3 separate regions of the Homo sapiens genome follow, and all the other regions are linked to region 1. The links are chromatin loops, found by intact Hi-C in ENCODE. Cell type or tissue: endothelial cell of umbilical vein. All regions are shown on one strand.

Evidence for each region. A loop is a pair of places that touch in the nucleus more often than their neighbours do. Peaks named below come from ENCODE experiments on the same cell type or tissue, not always from the same donor. Only the 100,000 strongest peaks of a DNase experiment are listed, where the experiment ranks them.
Region 2: a loop joins it to region 1, with 9 times the contacts of the local background. A loop is called at or near these places in 7 of 110 quality-filtered maps.
Region 3: a loop joins it to region 1, with 6 times the contacts of the local background. A loop is called at or near these places in 11 of 110 quality-filtered maps.

Annotation. Positions count from the first base shown.
Region 1 is chr15:62,121,862-62,129,861 of GRCh38, forward strand. No RefSeq gene overlaps it. Among named protein-coding and RNA genes, the nearest start is that of C2CD4B, 39 kb to the right of the region's middle. In endothelial cell of umbilical vein, a CTCF peak has its summit at 4,093; DNase peaks (open chromatin) are centred at 2,540, 3,330 and 4,120; H3K27ac peaks cover 2,770 bases.
Region 2 is chr15:62,302,238-62,310,237 of GRCh38, forward strand. It overlaps MIR8067 (microRNA 8067), which reads right to left and starts at 2,497; the gene lies at 2,421-2,497. In endothelial cell of umbilical vein, a CTCF peak has its summit at 4,851 (motif pointing left); a DNase peak (open chromatin) is centred at 4,824; H3K27me3 peaks cover 382 bases.
Region 3 is chr15:62,067,645-62,075,644 of GRCh38, forward strand. It overlaps C2CD4A (C2 calcium dependent domain containing 4A), which reads left to right. Exons shown (of 2, transcript NM_207322.3): 2 at 1-3,273. The coding sequence ends at 1,079. Among named protein-coding and RNA genes, the nearest start is that of C2CD4A, 4.7 kb to the left of the region's middle. RefSeq lists an enhancer at 1-72 and silencers at 303-352, 483-622, 673-1,162. In endothelial cell of umbilical vein, CTCF peaks have their summits at 991 and 4,286 (motif pointing left); DNase peaks (open chromatin) are centred at 127, 887 and 4,227; H3K4me3 peaks cover 1,221 bases.

The DNA of each region.
Region 1 (8,000 bases):
CAGCCGAATTGCCCAGACCACAGAGAGGACAGGCTCTTAGTGGTGACATGCCTGTTGCACTGCTCTTCCCCCAGGCAGGTGCTCCTCTAAATAAATGTTCTGCATTTCTTTGAAGGGGCTCTAAACTGTTATCCCGCCCAGGGTGCCCATGCATGTCAGCCCACTCCCCTCAACCCCATGCTGTACCCCACAATTTACCATTCCTACCAATCCATTTTACCTTCCAACCTTGCCCCCACCCCATGGTGGTCTCAGCCACCACCACTAGGCAATAAGAGCTACCACTGGGTTAAAATGACAATTGTTTTAGCCAAATTTCCTCAAAATAAACAGAGTCCAATCTATGTTCAGTGCTATCCAAGATCATCCCAGACTCACTTCTAAATTTCGTTTCAATGGTTTCCTAATGGAGCTTCAAGACAATTCACACTAAGTCTTTTACCCAATGGAACCCTTGTCTCTTAGCTTCTGCAGTAACCTAGCAATCCAAATTCAAAAAGAGGAAGTGAAGGGCTTGTGGAAACTGGGTCAGCATCTCTTAATGGTGTTGATTCAGCAGAGAATCTAGGCCAGTGACATTTTGTCATGACCTACATTGCGGTAGAACCTTTCATTATACATGGAACTTGAGGCAAGGTTGATTATCTTGGCCTGTAAATGAAGGCACTTCCCCCTCATTCTTGCCAAAGAGAGTGGAAAAACACTTTTAAAAGTCACTCTACCAACTTTAGCCTTAAGATATTGGGTAAGCTACTTGGCTCTGGGTTTCAATGACTACCAGTTGCCCAACGGCATCTGGATGGCTGCTCTGCAGCCACTGTGGGTTTGTTTATAACCCGGGTTTTCAGGATAGAGGCTTTTTATCTTCTTCCCTAAGCAGAGAACAATAACCAGAGTGTGTTTAACCATGAAAGAATAAGGGTAAGCAAATTTGACTTTAAGGCCATGACGTCAAGTGGGGTAAAGAGTCAGTCTCGTTTTGCAGGTAGTTTCACGCAGGTTTGGGCCATATGAGGTCCACCCAGGGTCAGACCGTGAACTCCCTGACATCAGTCCTACAGACACACAAGGAGAGCCTGTTAGACCCGGAAGTATATTTGTCCCTCACTCAGATATACAAAATAATCTGCTCCCAAAAATGTGATTATGGTAAATATTACTTATTTTGTTAGTCTTAGAGCAGGCAGCGACACTTTCTATGCCCTGCCATTGACAAAACCATATGGCCTACTAAGACCAATTTTTAGTGAAGTAAATTCAAGTCCATAAATATTTTATCATTCAAAAATACAATTCCTAACTTGTCAGTAATGGTTACTAACATTTTCTAGAATCTCTTGATTGTAAGGTTAATTTTCATTGAATGTTTCAAGCTCAAGCAGCCTTCACTGCTTTTTATCACTCTGGGTAGAATGGACCACTTTGTTCCCACAGTCCCCTCTACATGCCTTTATTGAAGTGCACATCACTGATGCTTCCAGTTTTGTTCATGTCTGTCTCCATATTGTCTCTCGATGTTATTAAGGGTCAAGGTCATATTTTGATCATCTGTATCTTCTCAGTGCTTAGTATAGTGCCCGGTACAAAGCTGACATCAAATATATATCAGTTGCATAAGTAAATGGATGAAATCTCTTAGAACAGTGCAAAATGTACGGTTTCTGCAGTCAGCTTAGTTTCTTTCATTAGCCAAATCATGACCAATAAGCAAGATTGAAGAGTTAAAATATGGACAAGAATAATTTCTCATTTTCCATTTTCTTCATTTCATAAAGTTTTCTTCCAACTATCCCGTTTCTTCAAAAAAGGATATTTGTATTTTAAGGATATTTTTATTTCTTTTAAGAGTTTATATTATGTAAAGCTGTAAATTCTGCACAGAGATGAGTATAATCCACTATGTAACAAGAGACTGGATTTTTGTCCAGGCTCTAACAATAATCAACTGTGTCACATTAGGAAAGTCACTTCCTTATCTGTTGAGAACAGCTAGAGGTGGCAGATGAGTTTCATCTCAAGGATCAACTCCAATCAATTAGTAGTGACCAGATAAAATACTGTATTGAGGATTCTAAAATCCTATTGACATCAGTGGGAAAGAATGCTGGGATCAATTAGTGAGGTCTATAATGAATATGGTGGGAAAGAATGATGGAAAATAAGCCAGATATTAGCCAACCTAGTATAAATGATCTCACCAGTCCCCTTCAAGCTCTAAAATCCTGATTTGTCTTTTATTAATTCACAGATTACCCAGAATATTTTTAACATTTATAACATACACATATATATATGGCCAGGATATATTCAGTATTTACTAAATCCTGGCACTATGCAAAGTACTTTGCATGGGTTGTCTCATTTCCTCCTCACAACACTGCTAAGAGGCCCACACTATTATTATTCACATCATACAGGATGAGGAAACTGAATCCAGAGAAGTTGAATGGCTTGCAAGTTCACACGGCTATTAACAGTGAAATCGAGACTCACATCCTGAGCACCTTTCTCCCGGAACTATGCTCTTAATCGTTATGTTGGGTTAGATAGTCTACTTTGGCTTCCTTCTAAACAAAACAAAACAAAGAAAACCTAAGATAATGTCTGCAATAGAAAAAAGAAGCATATTCAGCTGACAGGAAATTGCTTGTATTCCACTCTGACAGACAATGATTTGCAACGTTAAGTAACAAAGGGCAGTACAAATATTGACTGTTCCTGAATCACTGATACTGTAAGCAAGTTGTTTGAAATACACATGTTCTTGGGAAAATTCAGACACGTAATCATTTTTCAGTAGTACTATAGAGTTCATGAAGTTAAGATATTTTATGTAAAATAAAACAGGAAATTAAGAAGTTAAGAACATCCTTTGAGGCCTTGATGCTAACAGATATTCTTTTAGATAGGTGGTCAGCAACTTTTCCTATCACATATCATCCTCAGCCCCCTCTCAGCTCCACTGACTTCCCTGACACTCAGCAGATGAGCTCCTCTCTCATTTTTCCTTTTAGGCCAGGTAGACTCATCCATTACACCCCTGCCAGGTCATAATGGCAAGCTACCCTGCAAAAGCTTTTCTAGGTTCAGATTAGAAGAGGTGCTCTAATTCACAGATTGTGGCATGATAGCTTCCTAGAAATGGCTACACACAGCCAGAAATGGCTAAACAAATTTAATTTACCAATAGGTGGAGCATGAGACCTGGCCACACTTCCTTTCACTAAAACCTCAGAAGCACTACCAACCCTCAACGTTAGAAAAGGTCATTTACATGGATGCCCAGAGGGTGGGAGAATGTGCATACTACTTCACAGAGGAGGACGCTACATTTTGCTGCATTTTGTACATGCATTTTCTTGTGTCTTTACTCTCATTTCCCTACTCACTCCTCTCTATTCAAGACTATTCCTTATGTCATCTAGGCTCTGATCTCATCATTTATAACTTTCTTCTTTCCTACATTGGGTTTAAATTAATTTCCAATTACTCATTAAATACACTAATGGATTCTCCTTTTAAGAAATTCAGACATTACAGATAAGGCTAAAGTCCCATAGGCAGTTGAAAATATAGATCTTGAAGGAGAGGTCTAGGACTAGTAGCTTAAATGTAACTGAAGCTTACCATTGGTCATCATGATGGACAGAATTTTCTCCTCTGTATTAAACTTTAAAAAAAAAAAAGTAGTTCCCTCCTCCTCAGCATAAGTTGCCTCAAATCACTTTTACTTTCAGAAACAAAACAAACAAAACCAAAAAACCCTCTCTTTTTCCTAAATCTTCCTCTAGCTACCATCTCTTTTCCTCCTCTCCTTCCAGTCACTTCTTTTAAGGTTTTCTCTGTATCTTTCCGTTTATGCAGTTTCATTACAATGTATCTTCTTCCTGTTTACATTGGGTTAGACCTAATGACAATGAACATAAATTTATATCAAGAGCAAAACAAAACAAAAAAACACCCAAGTTTATTTAATTGCTGCCTTCTGCTACCCCTTGGCCCAGAGAGCTGGGAGTAGGGATGGGGAAGCCAGAAGGCAGTGCACGATTAGACCCATCTGGTATATTCTCAGACAGACAGACAGAGGGCCCCCTAACGGTAAGCAGCTGCTTCTTCCAGTTATAGGACAATATTTGCATCCTGGAATTCCCAGCACACTGTTAAGTACTTGGCACAGCTGGAGAGCAGGTTATTGCTAAGTTAAGCACTTCCTTTCACAAAAGCTTATCTAGGTGTAAGTGATTATTACCAGAAGTGTCCAGCTCACTTCTCTACTTCATCCCTGTCAGTCAATCATACTCATATGTTTACTCTCATATATTTACTCTCATATCATCACATATCATCATAATAAATTTGTTTATGCTTTTAAGCCTAAGATCCTTCTAATTTTTTCTGGCAACACTCCAAAAAGAGTCTCAATACATGAGGTATTAAGCTATTAAATCCATGGATCAAAAGGGAAGGCCCAAAATTTTCTCTTACTATAACATTCCATATGTACACAAACAAACCAGAAATAAATTCTCTTCATAAAAGGACAGCTAGTTGTCTTGATAAAATTTAATAAGTAGTATCCATTCTTTCCCCAAAGATTTAAAACCACTTTTACCATATGGATTAGTCCATTTTCATGCTGCTGATAAAGACATATCTGAGACTGGGCAATTAACAAAAGAAAGGTTTATTGGACTTCCAGTTCCACGTGGCTGGGGAGGCCTCACAATCATGGCAGAAGGCAAGGAGGAGTAAGTCATATCTTATGTGGATGGCAACAGGCAAAGAGAGAGCTTGTGCGGGGAAGCTCCCCCTTATAATACTGTCAGATCTCGTGAGACTCACTCTCTATCACAAGAACAGCATGGGAGAGACCTGCCCCCATGATTCAATTACCTTTCACCAGGTCTCTCCCACAACACATGGGAATTCAAGATGAGATTTAGGTGGGGTCACAGCCAAACCATATCACCATAAACTTCATTTTTAACTATACAGGGCTCTGTTTTCTTTCTTTTTTTTTAATGGTTCTTTGATCTTTAATTCTAGTCCAATGTCAGTACTATGCTGTTCTAATTGCTGCAGTTTCTCATTATATTTTGATATTTGGTAGGGTAAGTGCCCTTTTATTGTTATTTTCAGCAAAAATATTTTGGAGGGGGATCTAGTCTATACACTTGGTCTTCCATGTGAACTTCAGAATCAGCTTGTTATTTTCTATTAAATATTATTTTTGAATTGGTATAGGGGCATATTAAATCAGTGAGAATGAGCTGGACTTTATAATATTCCAGTATTGGAGATAACCAGATAACTACATGGAAAAAAGATAAAATCATATTTACTATTGTCACAATTTATCAAGATATTTTCAACATGGACAAGATATTAATGCAAAAATAAAACGACAAAAATACTTAAAGAAAATGTGAGTGAATTCCTCTATAAGCTGTGAATGTGGAAAATCTTTATATGACTCAATATCCAGACAAGGTAAGGAAGATTGATAAAGCTGACCACATTAAAAAAAATTAATGGTAAAAGACTCCAACAAATGACAAAGTAGACACATGACAACTGGAAAAAATATTAGCAACTTGTATCATAGGTAAAGAGTTGATACCCTTAATATACAAAGAGTTTCTAAAAACAATCAATAACCCTATGGAAAAATAGGCAAGAGATAAAAGCAAAATAATAAGAGAAATGCAACTTAAAGTTTTTTTCAAATCTGCTCCCCAAATATCACCAACTGATAATACAAAGCCAAGTTTCTTGCTTTCATTCATAAGGGAGAATATCACTTCAACAGAGCTTTCATAGCGTCTTGGAGGGAAAAGTAATGTAAGATTTTATTAAGAATAGGAAAGTTGGGGCCGGGTGTGGTGGCTCACGCCTGTAATTCCAGCACTTTGGGAGGCAGAGGCAGGCAGATCATGAGGTCAGGAGATCGAAACCATCCTGGCTAATACGGTGAAACCCCATCTCTACTAAAAATACAAAAAATTAGCCAGGCGTGGTGGTGGGTGCCCGTATTCCCAGCTACTTGGGAGGCTGAGGAAGGAGAATGGTGTGAACCCGGGAGGCAGAGCTTGCAGTGAGCCAAGATCGCGCCAGTGCACTCCAGCTTGGGTGGCAGAGCAAGACTCCATCTCAAAAAAAAAAAAAAAAAAAAAGAATAGGAAAGTTGGATTCCAGTAGGTCTTTCAAAGTAGGGTCGGGGAAAGGCTTGATTAAAATTGGGGAAGGATCCCGATATACACTTGAGGATCATGACAGACTAGTGGAAACCACAAGGTAAGGATTTTGAGGTGAGGGATTCAGAATCTTAGGGCATCAACTGTCTTTCGATGCTTTCTACTGAAGAGTTGATGGAATTTTCAGGAAGTACCCGTAATGAAAAATCAAGTTTTTTGTCTGGGCAAGAGTATTTTGGAATAATAAAGTTATGCTAATAAAGACAATAAAATATAAAGCCATGTCATGCAGACAATAGGTTGTGTGGAGGATAAGTAGTTTCAGTCGTCAGTGTCCACACTATGCAGTGGGGGGCGAGGAGTAGGTGGTTTCAATTCTTACAACACTGAGACCTCCAGTTTCAGCTTAGAGATATAGAGAGCTAAAAAAATAAATAAAAGGATGTTCTCCCTTTTACTAACGAGGAAAAAGATGGACACGCTGCAAACTAATGACTTTTCTTGAACCGGCAGAGAATTAAAATTGCAGGGCAAATAATTAACCTAAAAAGTAGAGAGACAATTACCTGTAGGGAGAAACAAGACCTAAGCATTTGTTACCTGGAATAAATGCTCTCAAATGTCGTATAAAACAGAGGACATTCAACTAGAAATTTTTAACAAATTGTGGGTCGGTATGAGTGTGAAGCCCTTGGAGACAAAGATGGGGGGTGATATTCCAACTTTTTGCTGGTCTCTCTTCCAGGAACTCCACTAGGCTCTCACAGAGGAGACGGGGAGAAGCATGAGAAAGTCCATCTTCTAGGGTTGGAGGGCAACAGCAGCCACTGCAGAAGCTCCACCTAGACTATCTTCCCTACTTTTGCAAAAGAAGGAAAGTCTCAGTCTATATGGGGAAGGTCATCAAAACCTGTATCTGAGGGCACTGGTGGAAACCCACTTCAGCTAGGGGAGGCAAGCATGCGAGTAAGGATAGAACAGTAATACAAGATAGGCCCAGCTTTATGTCTGGAGGAGAGGCAGGAACACCTGTGAAAGCCACAGTTTGGAAACCCACAGGTTTCCTGTTCACAGTACCTGTGGTTCACAGATTTAGTCTCAGCTTCACAGACTAGGCTTAATCAGATCATCGGGGTATACCTTCTTCCCTGCCCCTTAACTCCACACCAACAAGCATCAAGTAGAAATAACAGAAGAATGCAGCTGGGAGAGCTGCAGCAGCACACACTTAACTAGGGAATGGTGTAGAAGAAAGATTCAAAGACAAGCAAAGAGACTAAAATAAGGTATCACTAGAGGAATTTGAAGCCGCTGATGCACAGAGGTAACCCAGGCAACAACAGTTTTTAAATCCAGCCCAATTCCTTACTAGAGTAACACAAGGCTCCACACTAACGGCTAAGCAAAAGGAAAAGTATACTGATCTCCAAGCATAAAAGTTATTTACATCAGTGCCTAATGTTCTATTCAACATGTCTGGATTTCGACAAGAATATAGGAGCATACAAAAAGGCAAGAAAAAAGAATCTGAAGAGACAAAGCAATCATCAGAACCAGGCTCCAATATGATACAGAAAATGTTAAATTAACTATGATTAATATGTTAAAGATGCTAACTTAAAAGGTAGATAGCATGCAAGATCAGATAGGTAATTTCAGGAGAGACAGAAACTGTAAGAAGGAATCACATGAAAATGTTAGAAATCACAAACGCAGGGATTAAACTGAAGAACACTTTTGATGGTTCATTGTTAGACTCAACACAACCAAGAAAAAAACCCTATCCATTTGAAAACATATCAAAAA
Region 2 (8,000 bases), 180 kb after region 1:
ATCAGAGTTGAAACATGGGTTTCTTCTCCCCTCCATCCCTCATTCACGCACACCAAATCACCCTACAGGGAGCAGGTAAAGGATCCAGACATCAGAGACAGCCCCAGCGATGGAAGGGGTCATTCTTTCCTCTTCCTGGAGCCTCAGTCCTGGTCTTCCATACTCTGGCCCCAGGAGCTGTCTGAAGTGCTCTCCTAGAGAGCCAATCCCACTGTCTATTTTTAGTCCTTAGTTTTATTTGAATATTGTGTAATCTCAGATTGGAGTTGGCCCTCTAACAACCTCAGCCCCAGAGAACCTTCACCAGCTGGGAAAGCTTCCCACCCCCCAGCAGGAAGGAATTACTCTCAAAAACTCTTACTCTGTATTTCTGTTTTACAGGCTTTACTGTGCTCAGAGAATATCTATATATAAGGTTCAACAACTCTACAAGGCAGGCAGCCTGGATATTATCCCCATTCTGCAGATTAGGAACAGAACCATGGAAAGGTTATACGTGGCCATTATGCACTAGTGTAGCCATACCAATTGTTAAAAAAAAAAAAAAAAAATCCAAACCAGGTGATAAATAACTGTTGCCCCAAATCTTCTGAGTTATTCTGCTAATAGTTATTCAAGCTTTTGTCCCAAAGCCTCTCTTTGCCCCTGGCTGTCCTAGACCTTCTCCCAGGACATCCTAGACCTCACTACAATTCACCAACTGAAGAATTAATGCCTAGCACAGCAGGAATCTTGGGGACCATCCCTCTGATGGGTCAGAACCTGCCGCATATTAGAATATATTTTCATACTTTCCCTGGTTGTATGACTGACCCTAGATTACATGAGTAAATAACAGAAATAGGAAATTTATACTGAGGCAACTCAGTATAAATTTAATGGGTCAGAGAAATGGACTAAATAAAGCCTGCCTTGGCCAGTGTTTGTCTTCCCTTAGTCTTCTTCTTAGAACATTTTAACATTACATGTGTTTGAAGCCATCTGATGATAATCCAAATTCTTTTTTAAAGTCTTATAAATATTCATATACCTTCCTCATAATCAAAGGCATAGCTGGAGAGTTAGAGCTGGGCTCTGTTACCTTTACCCTATCAGGGCTAGAGGCTTTGTATTTCCAATATTTAGCTTATCATCTGATGCAATGCTCTGGAACAACTCCTAATTATTTCTGATGTCAAGGTGTCAGGAGCTACCAGGTCTCCTCACAGACATTTCCAGTGCTCATAGAGGCAGGTGTGTGACAAATCACATGCACCCACAGGAAGAAAACATAACCAAATGAAACATGAAAGAACACACATGTCTGAATTGGGGATGAAGATCACATCCCCACTTCTCCTCTAAATAATGCCTTCTTGCTTATCCTTGTGTCTGGGTTATTATGATGATGGAAGTGAAGTTTAGCTAGGATGCGGTTGTGAGGAGTTTTCAATATGGCACATGGGCTTTCGGCTACATTAAACCTGTGACAAAAAGCGCTCATTTGAGTCAGGCTGTCACTGTAGCTAACCATGCATCCAGTGAAGTTTCCTAAATTGTTGCAAGCTGAACTGATCAACTCATGAGTCCTAAGATCAGTTCAGCTTGCAACAGTTTAGGAAAGGACTCCAGAGGCCACAACCACTAATGCAGATGTGGAACGGGCTCTTGAAACCCCCAGAGGTGACCAGCAGAACCATAGCCAGACTCAGACTAAAAAGGGCATAAAGCACTACTTTAGATACCGCATATAAGAGGAATCATATAATGATTGTCGTTTTGTGACTGGCTTATTTCATTTAACATCTTCAAGTTTCATCCATGTTGTAGCATTTACAGAATTTACAGAATTTCCTTCCTTTTTAATGCTAAAAATATTCCACTGCATGTATATACTACATTTTGGTTATCCATTCATGCATCAATGAATATCTGGGTTGCTTCTATCTCTTGGCTATTTTGAATGATACTGTTATGAACATGGGTGTGCAAATATCTCTTTGAGACACTGCTTTCAATTGTTTTGGATATACACCCAGAAGTGAGATTGCTTGATCACATGGTAGTTCTATTTTTAATATTTTGAGGAATCACAATAGTTCATTAATTTTGATTGCTGAACAATGTTCTGTGGATATACTATATTTTGTTTATTCATACATCAGTTGATAGACATTTGACTTGTTACCACTTTTTGCCCATTAAAAGCGATGCTGCTACGAACATTCATGGGCAGGTCTTTGTGTGGACATATGTCTTTATGTCTCCTGGGTAGATACGAGTGGAATTTCTGAGTTGTATGATAAATTTATCTGTAACTTTTAAAGAAATAGACACACTATTTTTCCAGAGCGGCTGCACCATTTTGCATTCCCACCAGCAATATATGAGGGTTCCCATTTCTCCACACCTTTGCTAACACTTGTCTGTCTTTCATTACTGGCTGAAAGTCTCAAGAAAGACTGTGCACTCAGGATCATCTTTATGACTAAGTTTACAGTTTCTAGGAAACACAGAAGGATAGTAGGGCAAGTTTTAAGACATCAGAGGAAACCAACAGACAAATCCAGAATAAGGGACATTCCATAATGTGTAAGACAATTGAAGCATGGTCTCTTCAAAGAGTCTTTTTTTTTTTACAAAGAACTGTTGGCCAGGTGCGGCGGCTCACGCCTGTAATACCAGAATTTTGGGAGGCCAAGACGGGTGGATCACGAAGTCAGGAGTTCAAGACCAGCTGGGCCAAGATGCTGAAACCCTGTGTCTACTAAAAACACAAAAATTAGCTGGGCGTGGTGGCAGATGCCTGTAATCCCAGCTACTTGGGAGGCTGAGGCAGGAGAATCGCTTGAACCCGGGAGGCGGAGGTTGCAGTCAGCTGAGATCACACCACTGCACTCCAGCCTGGATGACAGAGCAAGACTGTCTTAAAAAAACAAAAAACAAAAAAACAAAAAACTCTCCTATATTAAAAGAGACTAAAGAGATGTGGCAACCAATGAACCAATGCATGAGTTTTAATTGGATGCTAGTTTCAGAGGGAAAACATCTTTAAGAGATATTTTGGGAACACACAGGTAGACAAAGCAAATGTGGCAAAATATTAGCAACTGTTGAATCTTCCTGTTGGAAATATGCATGTTTATTATACTATTCTTGTATGTTGACAATTTTTATGAATAACTTTTTAAAATCTCATTTGAAGACAGACAAAAAATAACTCCAGAGCCAATATATCCTGCTGGGCAGAAATATCAAGAAAATATCTTTGGTCAGCCAGTATGCTAGCCTCTACTTCTGTCACATTTTCTAAGTCCTCTTCCAGGTATTATTACCTTCTTGTCGGTAACATCCTTCCTGGAACCCCAGGGATAAGCAATGATGTGACCACTGATCCTCCTTTCCCTCCCACCTCTTTGAGAACTTCAGACAATTTAAAAAGAATAAATGGTGACTGAACATAGATAACCCTCTGGGAGAGAATTCTACAGAGTTCTCTCCGACCTCATAATGCAGCGTTCTAGTTGAGAATCCACAAGGTGAAATTTCCATATTCAGCACACATTCCTTGTCCTGTCCAACCTTTGGCTCATAACTTGTTACTTTTCATGTATTTGTGTATTTGCCCCCCTTACCAACCTCCATGAGACGGGAATTCATCTTTAGATCGCCGATAGGGCCGGGGGCAGTGGCTCGCGCCTGTAATCCCAGCACTTTGGGAGGCCAAGGTGGGTGGATCACCTGAGGTCAGTATTTAGAGATCAGCCTGGCCAACATGGTGAAACCCCATCTCTACTAAAAATACAAAAATTAGCTGGGTGTGGTGGCACGTGCCTGTAATCTCAGCTACTCAGGAGGCTGAGGCAGGAGAATTGCTTGAACCTGGGAGGCGGAGGTTGCAGTAAGCCGAGATCGTGCCACTGTACTACAGCCTGGGTGACAGGGCGAGACTTCGTCTCAATCAATCAATCAATAACTATAGCATGTAGCATATGTACTGTACACAAAGTAGGTGTAAATATTTCTACTGAATGAGTGAATGAATGAGTGAATGAATGAATGGATGAAATTCTGAAGTTCGGGGAGGACTTACCCAGGAAGAACACAGTGGGCAACACAGAAGGAGCTGATACAAAGAAGCAGAGAGATTTTTCTGAAGATATCTGAAGGTACCGTCTATGTACACATAGATCTTAGAATCGGGAACCAAAGGACACTGAGAGCCCTTGGAAACCATTAACCTTTCTTGCCCGCCCGCAGCACAGCTGGTGTAAGCTCTTTCGACTCAGTGAGAAATATCCCTTTCTTAGCTTTGAGGACAATGCTTGTTTTTCCCATTCATTAAAATGCATACACCTGCAAAAATCAATTTTTTTTTGATGATGGTGCAGTCAGGATCGGAACACCATTAAACTGTTCCTGCTGCTGCTAATTAGAATTAACTCATTAGCACAGAGGGCTAAGCTGGAGGTGCCAACAGCTCAGCTTCCTGCTTCACCTCTCTCTCTGCTGACAGACCAGGAAGGAAATGAAATATACTTAGTTGAAACGATCTAGTGGCTTCGCAGGAAACGGGTCTTGCCAGATTTCAGGGCCTTCTGCTCTTCACTGACCTGGAAGAAAAGAGTTCCACTCATGAATTCTAAGGAAATTTATCCTCAAAATGGGAACTTGGAAGAGACAACCAGAAAACACCAGTACTTATAACGCTCTTTGGAAGACGTCACTCATCTGGGTCAGGCGCAGTCGTTCTAGCTTAACTCATGTACACTGGTAACCTAGTGCTCCCAGGCCTTGCGGAGCAGTCCTGCACAAGGCCCTTAGGAGACGGAGGTTACAGGAAAGGCCGGCAGCTTTATTTTGTAAGACTAGCAGAGCCACCTTGTGGTTGCTTTAGAAAATTGTGTTTGAGACTGCGGTCTCAAACACTAGAAACAGCATTAAATGATGACCCCAGAGGCAGGAGACGCAAAAAGGAGGAAAGCAGCCAGTATTACCAAGGAAACTTGGAAGCAGAGATAGTAGCATTAAAAAAATTAGTTCTGTTGACAACTATGTTTAAGCAATTTTGAGTTAAAGTTAAAACAACTTCCTCCTCAGACCCTCTAAGATGTTCTCATTGATTGTGAAGCTCTAACAGCAGTATATTCAGCAGTATTTTAAGGATTAGTATGTGTGATCTGAATTTGATAAACACTCTTTAGAGCCACATGGTGAATTACACAAAAATCACACCTGTCAGTACATGAAAATGTTCCTCCATTATTAGAGAAATCTAGTTACTAGAAAACAGTAATGTTCTTTGATGACACTAGCCTGGAAGGCTCAAGTGTGGATTCTTTCAGCTGTACAGTTCCTTCAGGTGTATTTGATCTAATTCAAGCAGGGCATTCCCTTCCAACACTCCTGAAAGATGGTCACACAGGCAGTGGCTGACAATGCCGCGGGCCCCAGCATGTTTGGAGCTCATCAATGTGAAGTGACTCATTCCCTCTGTGTTCAACTCTGTAGGAATTTCTTATATTGGGCTGAAGTCAGCCTCTATGCCTTACATGAATTGGTCTTAGTTCTGCTATTTGAAGCTCCACAGAGTGACTAATCTTTTTCCTTCATGACAATCTTTCAGGAATTTGAAGAGTTGTTATGTCATCTCATCTCAAAATCATCTCCAAGGAAAGCTACCCCAGCATTTTCTATCACCTATAATAGTACCTGGATGTGGTTTTCAGACTCTTCAACCTCCTGGTTACCCTCCTAAAAGCACTTCCTCTGCCTCAGTGTCCCACTTAAAAAGTGTGTGACTTGGAATTGGATACAGCACTTCAGAGCAATGGGCAGTGGGACTACCCCGATATTATATACACAGAGAAAATATTTAATGAACTCTATAATTTTATCAAGGTGTTGAGCTTTTTGAGCACCAACATCTTGAGTAAAAAAAAAAAATCTTTTTACATAGTTGCTAAGCCAGGATTCCCACATTCTCTATGTTTGTACGTACATTGTTTTTTATAACATAAATGTCACACTTCATTCAGTCCTACTTAATTCAATTGGTGGTAACCCATCACTTTAGCTTCTGGAGATATTCTTCCCAACCACTGATTTATCTATTTGTTCACCCTTCCATTCATTCAATAAAGATTTATTGAACAGCTTTTATGTATTAATCATTTCTTAGGCTCTGGGGATTCAAAGACAGTGTCTGTTGCAAAGGAGCTTACTACCATCTAGTAAGAGAGCATTGGTAATTGTTTCTATAATGTCACTGGGTCCTATAGTTGTCACTGGAAACCTTTCTCCAAAATTAGACTGACCCACACCACAACTGTTTAGTTGGGGTACTTCTAGCAGATAAAACTTTATCTGAAGTTATCATGAGAAATTTATCAGTTGTCTTGCTGAAAACAAGATTAGGCCTACACTATTAAACCAGTAAAATGTTGCCGGGCACGGTGGCTCATGCCTGCAATCCCAGCACTTTGGGATCACGAGGTCAGGAGATTGAGATCATCCTGGCTAACATGGTGAAACCCCGTCTCTACTAAAAATACAAAAATTAGCCGGGCGTGGTGGCGGGCGCGCCTGTAGTCCCAGCTACTCGGGAGGCTGAGGCAGGAGAATAGCGTGAACCCAGGAGGCGGAGCTTGCAGTGAGCCGAGATCCCACCATTGCACTCCAGCCTGGGTGACAGAGCAAGACTCCATCAAAAAAAAAAAAAAAAAAAGAAGAAAGAAAGAAAGAAAATGTCTTCCACATTCAAAATGGATCAAACCCTAACATTAAATGCAGACACAAGTCAATTTAATTGTATATCAAATTGCTAACATAACACCAGAGAAAGTATAATCAATTCAAGTAATTTTTGAAAATAACATAATCTAAGTGAGTAACATCTTGTGGCCACAAATAACTGCAAAAAATCTTGAATTCACATAGTAGGTTTGTTGTTAGTAAAGCAACAAGTATAATTCTGAAACTATTTTGTATATAATTGCAGGATAAAACAAATAAATATATTGATATTTTGGAGAAGAAAATATCAAGCCTCTCACTGTAGGAGAATTTGGAATGAGTGTAGATGAAAAAGAACCCTGTAGTATTGGATTTGAATTGGAGATGTAATATAAAATCAATATTTTTAAAAAATATAGCATATACTCCAGGTATACCCACTGAAAGGGCTTCAAAGCAATGATATCCCAGTAACTGGGGCACTTGCAAGCATCATGACACTTCACCTCTGCATGTTTCGGCATGTATCTCCCAAGAACAAAGATATTCTCCTAAGGAACCACAATATCATTATGACATATAAGGATTTAATATTGATTCCTCTTTAAAAAGAATCAGGGCTTTTTAGAGCAATGGATGATTCCAGGAAAGTATAAGATGAGCCTGGAAAGTCTTACAATTCTAGAAGGTGAGGATACGTTCAAAGACTGATGGAGACATGCCAAAAGGACACAAGAGCCAGGTTCAGGAGGCTCCCATGGTCAACTTCAGGGCAGTTTGAGCACCAAAATCAATAATGAAGTAAAGGATTATAATGGACTAGATAAAAAGGAATCCATTTGTGTAGATACTATAAAACCGGGCTGGAGGGGAAGAGAAGAGATTCTTTTTTACTAAAGAATATCAGTTAATTTCCTAAGCACATAGATCATTCTCAAGGATAAACCATATGTTAGGTCACAAAACAAGTCTTAAAAGATCCAAAAATTGAAATTTGTCAATCATCTTCTCTGACCACAATGGAATAAAACTAGAAGTTAACAACAAGTGGAATTTTGGAGACTATACAAACACATGAAAATTAAACAATATGCTCCTGAATGACCAGTGGGTCAGTGAAGAAATTAAGAAGAAAACTGAAAAATTTCTTAAAACAAATGATAATGGAAACACAACATACCAAAACGTAGCAAGTAAAGCAAAAGCAACAATACTAAGAGGAAAGTTTATAGCTATAAATGTCTACATCAAAAAAGAGGAAAAACTTCAAATAAACAATCTAATGA
Region 3 (8,000 bases), 54 kb before region 1:
CTGAGTGCCTTCGGCGGAGCGGAGACTGGCTTCTCCCGGGTCGGGCCCGCGGAGCCAAGTCTCGCACCACCGCCGCGTGCGCAAATGTGCTCACTCCGGACCGCATCCCTGAGTTCTGCATCCCGCCACGGCTCATGCCCCGCCTGGCCTTGGCTGCGCTCCGGAATTCTTGGGTCGAAGAAGCAGGGATGGACGAGGGCGCCGGCCGCACAGACTGGGACCCGCGCTCGCAGGCCGCGCTGTCACTGCCGCACCTGCCCCGTGTGCGCACCGCCTACGGCTTCTGCGCGCTGCTCGAGAGCCCGCACACGCGCCGCAAGGAGTCGCTCCTGCTCGGGGGCCCGCCCGCGCCCCGGCCCCGGGCCCACACCTACGGCGGCGGCGGCGGCCCGGACGCCCTCCTGGGGACCCTGCGCGTCCCGCGAGCTCCGGGCCCGGCGACCCCCGCGGCCCCCGGCTGTCCCCGCCCGCCCCAGGACGCGCTCGCCCGGCGGCCCCGCGGCTGCCGCCTCCTGCGCGTCCCCGACGGGCTGCTGAGTCGCGCGCTGCGGGCTGGGAGGAGTCGCCGCCTGACCCGCGTCCGCTCCGTCTCCAGCGGGAACGAGGACAAGGAGCGCCGCGCGGGCTCCCAGTCCCCGGCCCGGGCCCCCTCCACGAGCCCGCCGTCGTCCCGGGTCCCGTTTCCCGAGCGCCTGGAGGCCGAGGGCACCGTGGCTCTGGGCCGCGCCGGCGACGCCCTGCGCCTGGCCGCCGAGTACTGTCCGGGAACCGGGCGGCTCCGCCTCCGGCTGCTCCGCGCCGAGAGCCCGGCCGGAGGCGCCCCCGGGCCCCGAGCCGTCAGCTGTCGCCTCAGCCTCGTCCTGCGGCCGCCGGGCACCGCGCTTCGGCAATGCAGCACTGTGGTGGGGCGCAGCCGCAAGGCCTCCTTTGACCAGGACTTCTGCTTCGACGGCCTCTCGGAGGACGAAGTGCGCCGCCTGGCCGTTCGAGTCAAGGCCCGGGACGAGGGCCGCGGCCGGGAGCGGGGCCGCCTGCTGGGCCAGGGTGAGCTGTCCCTGGGCGCCCTCCTGCTGCTCTGAGGGCCCAGCCCTCCCCGGGGCGCTCTGCCCGGGGGACTCCGGACACTGACAGCCGCGTGGTACAAAATAAACGTGTATTTGTTGTTCTTATCAGTCCCGTTTCAGTACAACACTGGCAGAGATGATTCTAGATTAACTATCCCAGTAAAAGATATGATATTTTCCATAGATACCTCCAGAATTTTTTTCAGCAAATGGAATGGTTCTACAGTGTTTCCCAATATAGACAGCCATTTGCATACCATATGTACCACACACGCCTAGGAAATAATGAATCACATGAAGTGTTAGAACTAGAAAGTGTCTTGGCGATCTGTTTGCTCCAATCACCTCATTTTAAAATTGGTGCTTTCCACAACATGCATGGAGACCATCTTGGAGCATTTACTTTTGAAGCATTTTGTTTAAGACCCCGGATAAGAAAATGAGGGCAAAAGAGGTGAAGTGACTTGTCCAAGATCAACAGTGAATTATTAGTTGGAACGCCAGCCTGATACTCCTAGCTATATCTCACTGGAAAAGCATTGGAGAAAATGAAACCATTTTAATATTCTAAGCTTAAATAATAGTTATAATAGGCTAGGTGTGGCGGCTCACGCCTGTAATCCTGGCACTTTGGGAGGCCGAGGCGGGCAGATGGCTTGAGCCCAGGAATTTGAGACCAGGCTGGGCAACATGGGAAGACCGCGTCTCCATAAAAAATACAAAATTTAGCCGGACGTGGTGGCACGCACCTGTAGTTCCAGCTACTCTGGGGCTGAGGCGCAAGGATCACTTGAGCCTGGGAGGTCAAGGCTGCAGTGAGCCGAGATCGTGCCACTGCACTCCAACCTGGGCAACCGGAGTGAGACCCTGTCTGCAAATAATAATAATAATAATAAATAGTTTTACAAGCGTTAATTTATGTTTTAACCCCCAAAAGGAGGCACTGCTATGCCCATTTTACAGATGAGGATATTGAGGCACAGAATAAAGAGCAGAGCCAGAATTTGAACCTAGACAATCAGCATTTCACTCATTACTCTTATGTAGGTAATACCACAGTGTCTAAAGGGCTCGCTATTAAAGTTGCGAGTATTGTGCAACTTCTCTCTGAAACTGTTGACACTGAAGTTCGTGTCTACTTGTATTCCTCATCCTGCTTTTGGTGAAAAAACAAATTGCTTGAAATGAATAATTTATTATCTCATGCTAATAACTTCAGGCATTGAGATGAGCTGATGGGTCTAAAGCTCTGAGGAGGAAGCTAACCGGCCTCAGAATCATAGAAATGGGTGCCAGCCTTGTTGTAACCAGGTGAGTTTATCTGCTGGAACAGGCAGTGGAGAGTGTACAGATAGCATGGTTTTACCTCTGGCTTCTGATAATAATTCCAGATTTAACAATCCTGTTTTAGAGGACGATTTTCCCTCATCCCTTGAATTCACTGCCAGCAGGGCATTTTTTTCTTTTTTTTATGCAAATAGGAAAATGCATCCTAAATGAGGGTTTAAAAAATTGAAAATATTTAAATATACAGGATGGTGTTAAATATGACTCCATTATCAATCTGGATTCAGAAATGGTTTCTGCTTTATTTTATTTCATTTTATCTTTTAGAAACAAGGCGTCACTCTGTCACCCAGGCTGGAGTGCAGTGGTGTGATCATAGCTCACTGCAGCCTCTACCTCCTGACACAAGCTGTCATCCCGCTTTGGCTTCTCAAAGTGCTAGGATTATAGGCGTGAGCCACCATGCCCGACCAGTTTCTGCTTTTATTAAAATTGTTCACAGTTTTATACATTCATGTTCATTAAAAATGCTATTTAGAAAAGAGTTTGATAAAATAAATATTATACAAAATTCGAAGAAAAAAGAAAAGAGTTTCTGTTTCAGTCACAAATTAGGGTTATTGTGATGTGTATTTATGATGACCATTGAACAAATGTGAAGAATACTGTGAATTCTATGACTTTATCAAAATCAGCCACATCCAGGAGCTTGCAGTTGTTGACCAAATGAATGATGACATAGAGTAGTTCAGATCTATCATGTGCTCTTCTATCTAATCAGTCAATATTTCCTTGGCCCTCAAGCCAACATTCATTTTTTATGTATAACCTTCTTCATGATTTTGAAATTTTGATAGGGTAACTGCTAATGAGTTCACAAATGTAGCACTTTAAAAGGAAAATAAATGGAGAGTGAAAACAACTTGGCTACGTATAATTGTGGGTTTTAATTTTTCTGTTTTTAAAATAAAAAATGGCATTGATAGTTTCAATAGCCCAAGTTTTTATTCCAGAAGATGTTGCAATAACTGTTGTCACTAGATTATATACATGTCATTTTATTAAGTAGATTTTTTTTCGTGAAAGTAAATCAGTGCATTTGAGGGATCTAAATTTTTTATGAAATAGTGGTGGTGATTTCCAAACAGAATCACCATTAATGGCAAGTTATGGTTGATCAAATAACCTGAGTCTAATCAAAAAGGTTTTAAAGGGGCTGAGATAGAATCATAAATGATAAAATCATAAAATTTTAGAGTTGAAAAGAACTTTAATAATCATTTTGTGCCGGGTGCGGTGGCTCATGCCTGTAATCCCAGCACTTTGGGAGGCCGAGGCAGGCCGATCACAAGGTCAAGAGTTTGAGACCAGCCTGACCAACATAGTGAAACCCTGTCTCTACTAAAAATGCAAAAAAATTAGCCGGGTGTGGTGGTGCACACCTGTAATCCCAGCTACTCGGGAGGCTGAAGCAGGAGAATCACTTGAACCCAGGAGGTGGAGGTTGCAGTGAGCCAAGATCGCGCCACTGCACCCCAGCCTGGACAACAAAGCGAAACTGTCTCAATAAATAAATAAACAAATAAATAAGTAAATATTTAAAAATAATCATTTTGTGCAAATCTATATCATAGAAGTGGACCAGAGAAGCAAATTTTAGATTGCCCCAAATCACACAGTCAGTAAAAAGAGCTGAGACTAGAACCAATTTGATTTTCATTTTGCTCTTCAATCTAATGGCTCTTTGACTACTAATTCCAGGAAAAGAGAAACACTGTACATCACTAATCTAATCTAATGTTTTTGCATTCAAGAAATCTTACTTGCAATACAAATGTTTGGGATAACATTAGCCTTTCTGGGGCAAATTTAAATTTCATTTACACTTTACTGCCCTCTAGTGGATCCCTCAAGTGTTTTGTCAATTGGCTCTACCCCTATTATTAGATATTAGACCATTTCAACTAAAGGTCAATCTAATGCCAGGACCCTATTTTCTTGAAGACCTTTGCTAATATTAGATTGTAGTGAAGATTCACATTGCAAAGTAACTTAATACACCTATCTGAGAGCACAAGGTGGCAAAAATATTTTAGATTTAAATAAAGAGGGGAAAACTTTTTCCTTTAATAATGAAGTTGGGAGTGTGTGGCAATAGCATGTTGGTTACAGAAAACTGCTTTTAATAGTTCTCATGTTTCTTCTCATCAAGCTTTAGTACTCACATCTTCTCCATAAATGATATGGCATGATCTTGCTTCTTTGTGGTTTAAATATCTTTTCTTTGAACATATTCAAAGAAAAGCCCTACACAATAAACAGAATATGCCGGTTTAAATAGCATCAGTTGAGTAAAAATTTTAACACTGCATTGTCAGCTGGTTTTACAAAGATAATGTATTCTAACCTAAAATGCTAGCTTCAGTATGGCTCAAATATTCCCAGATGATAATTTCTTTGAATCTGATTTTCTTTTATACACACCTCAACAATTCACATTCTCCCCATATCCATCCCCAGCACTTAGTTTAACCATGGCATTTAAGAAACTGTTCTGCCTCCAGGCTTTTGAGTTCACAGAAAAAACAGATGCACGACAGCCCATGGTGTTTTGAAACCCAAGTTTTACTATTCTGTACATTCACGTAGCAAAATCCCATCAAATTAATGTCATAGACATTATAAGCCCATAATAAAATTCTTAGCTAAGAATTCTCCATAGCCCTACTGATTCTGCCTTCTATTACTGTAGATTAGTTCAATCTGTAGAATTTTATATACATGGAAAAATTAAGTATATATTCTTTTTGGGGGAATCTGGCTCCTTTCACTCAGCATTATTGAGATATATCCATGTTGTTGCCTATATCAATAGTTCATTCTTTATATTGCTGACTGGATGACTATCAAATGTCTAAACCCCAATTATTTTATCCCTTTATCTGTAACTGTTTTCCTTGCACTCATTATTTGTTTCTTTTTTCCCTTCTCCTCTTTTTCTGATTTCTCTGGTTTTAATTGAACATTTCATAGGATTTTACTTTATCCTCTTTCTTAGCATATCAATCATAGTTCTTTTTAAAATTTCTTTAGTGTTTGCCCTAGTGTTTGCATTATGCATTTGCAAGTAATCTAAATCCCTTTCAACTAACACTATACCAAGCTTGTCCAATCTGCAGTCCGTGGACGGCATGCGGCCCAGGATGGCTTTGAATACGGCCCAACACAAATTTGTAAACTTTCTTAAAACATTATACGATTTTTTTTTTGCTTTTTTTTTTTAGCTCATCAGCTATTGTTAGTATATTTTTTGTGGGGCCCAAGACATTCTTCTTCTAATGTGGCCCATGTCAAAAGATTGGGTACCCCTGCACTATATACTGCTTCATGGGCAGGTAGCTATATTATAATAGGGTATTCCCAATTCCTCCCTCCCTTCCCTTAACACATTGTAATTTATTTAATTTATCTGTTCTTTGGTGTCTGTCATTCATTTGGAAAAACTTTCATCCATTTTTACTTCATTTGCTTCATTCTCTCTTTCTTTTCCTCTCAATCACTCATATGTTACATCTTTTGGAATCATCACACAGTCTTGGATATTCTGCTCTTTTTTTTTCTCTTTGCATTGCAGTTTGGGAAATTTCTATGGACATGTCTCCAAGTTCATTGGTTATTTCCTTGGCCATGTCCAATCTATTAATGAAGCCATTTTAAATTTTCAACATTTCCTTTTGATTCATTTTTTAGGTTTTCCTGTCTCTGTTTACATTGCCCACATGTTCTTGCATGTTGTCTGCTTTTCCCATTCTAGCCCTCAACGTATTAATTATAGTTATTTTAAATTCCTGGTCGGACAGTTCTAAAACCTGTGTCGTATCTGAGTCTGGTTCTCTTGCTTTGTCTCTTCAGATCGTTTTTATCTTGTCTCCTAGTGTGCCTTATTGAAAGCTGGGCATGAATAATCAGATACTAGGAACTGAGGTAAATAGTGTGAGGCTTTATGTTTATCTGGAGGAGTTATGCTGTGGTTGCTCTTTGCTATAGCTGTAAGTATCTGCGGCCAGTTTCCCTTAATGTCCATGTTTTTATCTCCTCTGCTGTCTTGAGTATCCCTAAGAGCACCTTCTTACATAAAGCATCTGCCTTGAAACTCTTTCAGCTGTTATCCACTGATGTCCTGACCCCTGTTGATATGGTGGTAAATGTTGGGAAAGGAAAGCAGTCTATAACTCTATGATTAAATCTCAGTCTACTAGTGGACCATTGTCCTTGGGTTGAGACCTTCACAAATGTTTCTTAGCCTTTTTTCTCCAGGTGAGATGGGAAGGCTAGCAGGGCTCAAGTTGAGGAATTGCCCCTCTCCTAAGCTCATAAGACTCTGGTAAGGTCCTTTTCTCAAGAAGAGTAGATTTTTGTTATGGAAAAATGCTTTGAGAGTATTTCAAAATGATTACTGCTAAGTTTTCTCTTAGCTCTTCACCATGAGAACCTGGTGGGGCTTCTGGGAATAACCCATGAAAGTGCGCCACCTACAACACCCTTCCCCCAACCCCAAGACTGTGGATCGCAGGAGTATCTCATGCTCACATTAGTCCATACTCAGCCTCCAGGAATTTGTCAAAATAACCATTTAGTATTCCCATTAGTTTATGGCTCCAGTAGCTTCTGCTCCAGGTAAGCTGATCTTGGCTTGACTCTCCATGTCAGCTTGTTCCTCCAGATTTCAGGGTAGTGGTTTGCCTTGCTACATCTAATCTCTGATAGGTCTAAGAAAAATTATGAATTTTTAGTTTGTTCATTTTTGTTTTCTTATTGTAAGAATGGGAATGACAACTTTCAAGCTCTTTATATGGTGGAGTTCATTATGAGACAAGCTTAAAGGGAGGCTGACCCCATTTGGGAAGTTAGGCTTCCAGAATCAGTATCCATTCTCCTGCTAATAGATATTTAGATTATGTCCAATTTCAAGCTTTTATGAATAAAACTGCTACAAAAATTCATGTACAAGACTTTGCATGGTTGTATGATTTCATTCCTCTTGGGTAAATACCTAGAGTGGAACAGCTGGATCATTATATGGTAGCTGTATATTTAACTTTCTAAGAAACTGACATACTCTTTTCCAGAGTGGTTGTGTCATTTTACTTTCTTACCAACAAGGTGTAAGAGTTCTGGTTGCTCAACACCCTCACCAACACTTGCACAATAAGGAACTTTTGAAGGAAATATATACAGACGGTCCCCGACTTAAAATTGTTCTACTTAACAATTCTTTGACTTCACAATGGTGAGCAAGCGATATGTATTCAATAGAAACTGTACGTTCGAATTTCGATGTAATGTAATCATCATTATCTTGGTATAAGATATTCAGAAAATATGCGGGTCCATTAAAGAAACCTGGAACATCAAGATTTTTAAATATTCAGCGATGATTCCACAGCTTTAGTGTTCAGTAAGAGTTACTGTGTTTCTTTCCAAAACTCATTAATTTAGCCATTTAAAACCAATACAGATAGGCCGGGCACGGTGCCTCACGTCGGTAATCCTAGCACTTTGGGAGGCCGAGGCGGGTGGATCACGAGGTCAGGAGATTGAGACCAGTGTGGCCAACATGGTGAAACCCTGTCTCTACTAAAAACACAA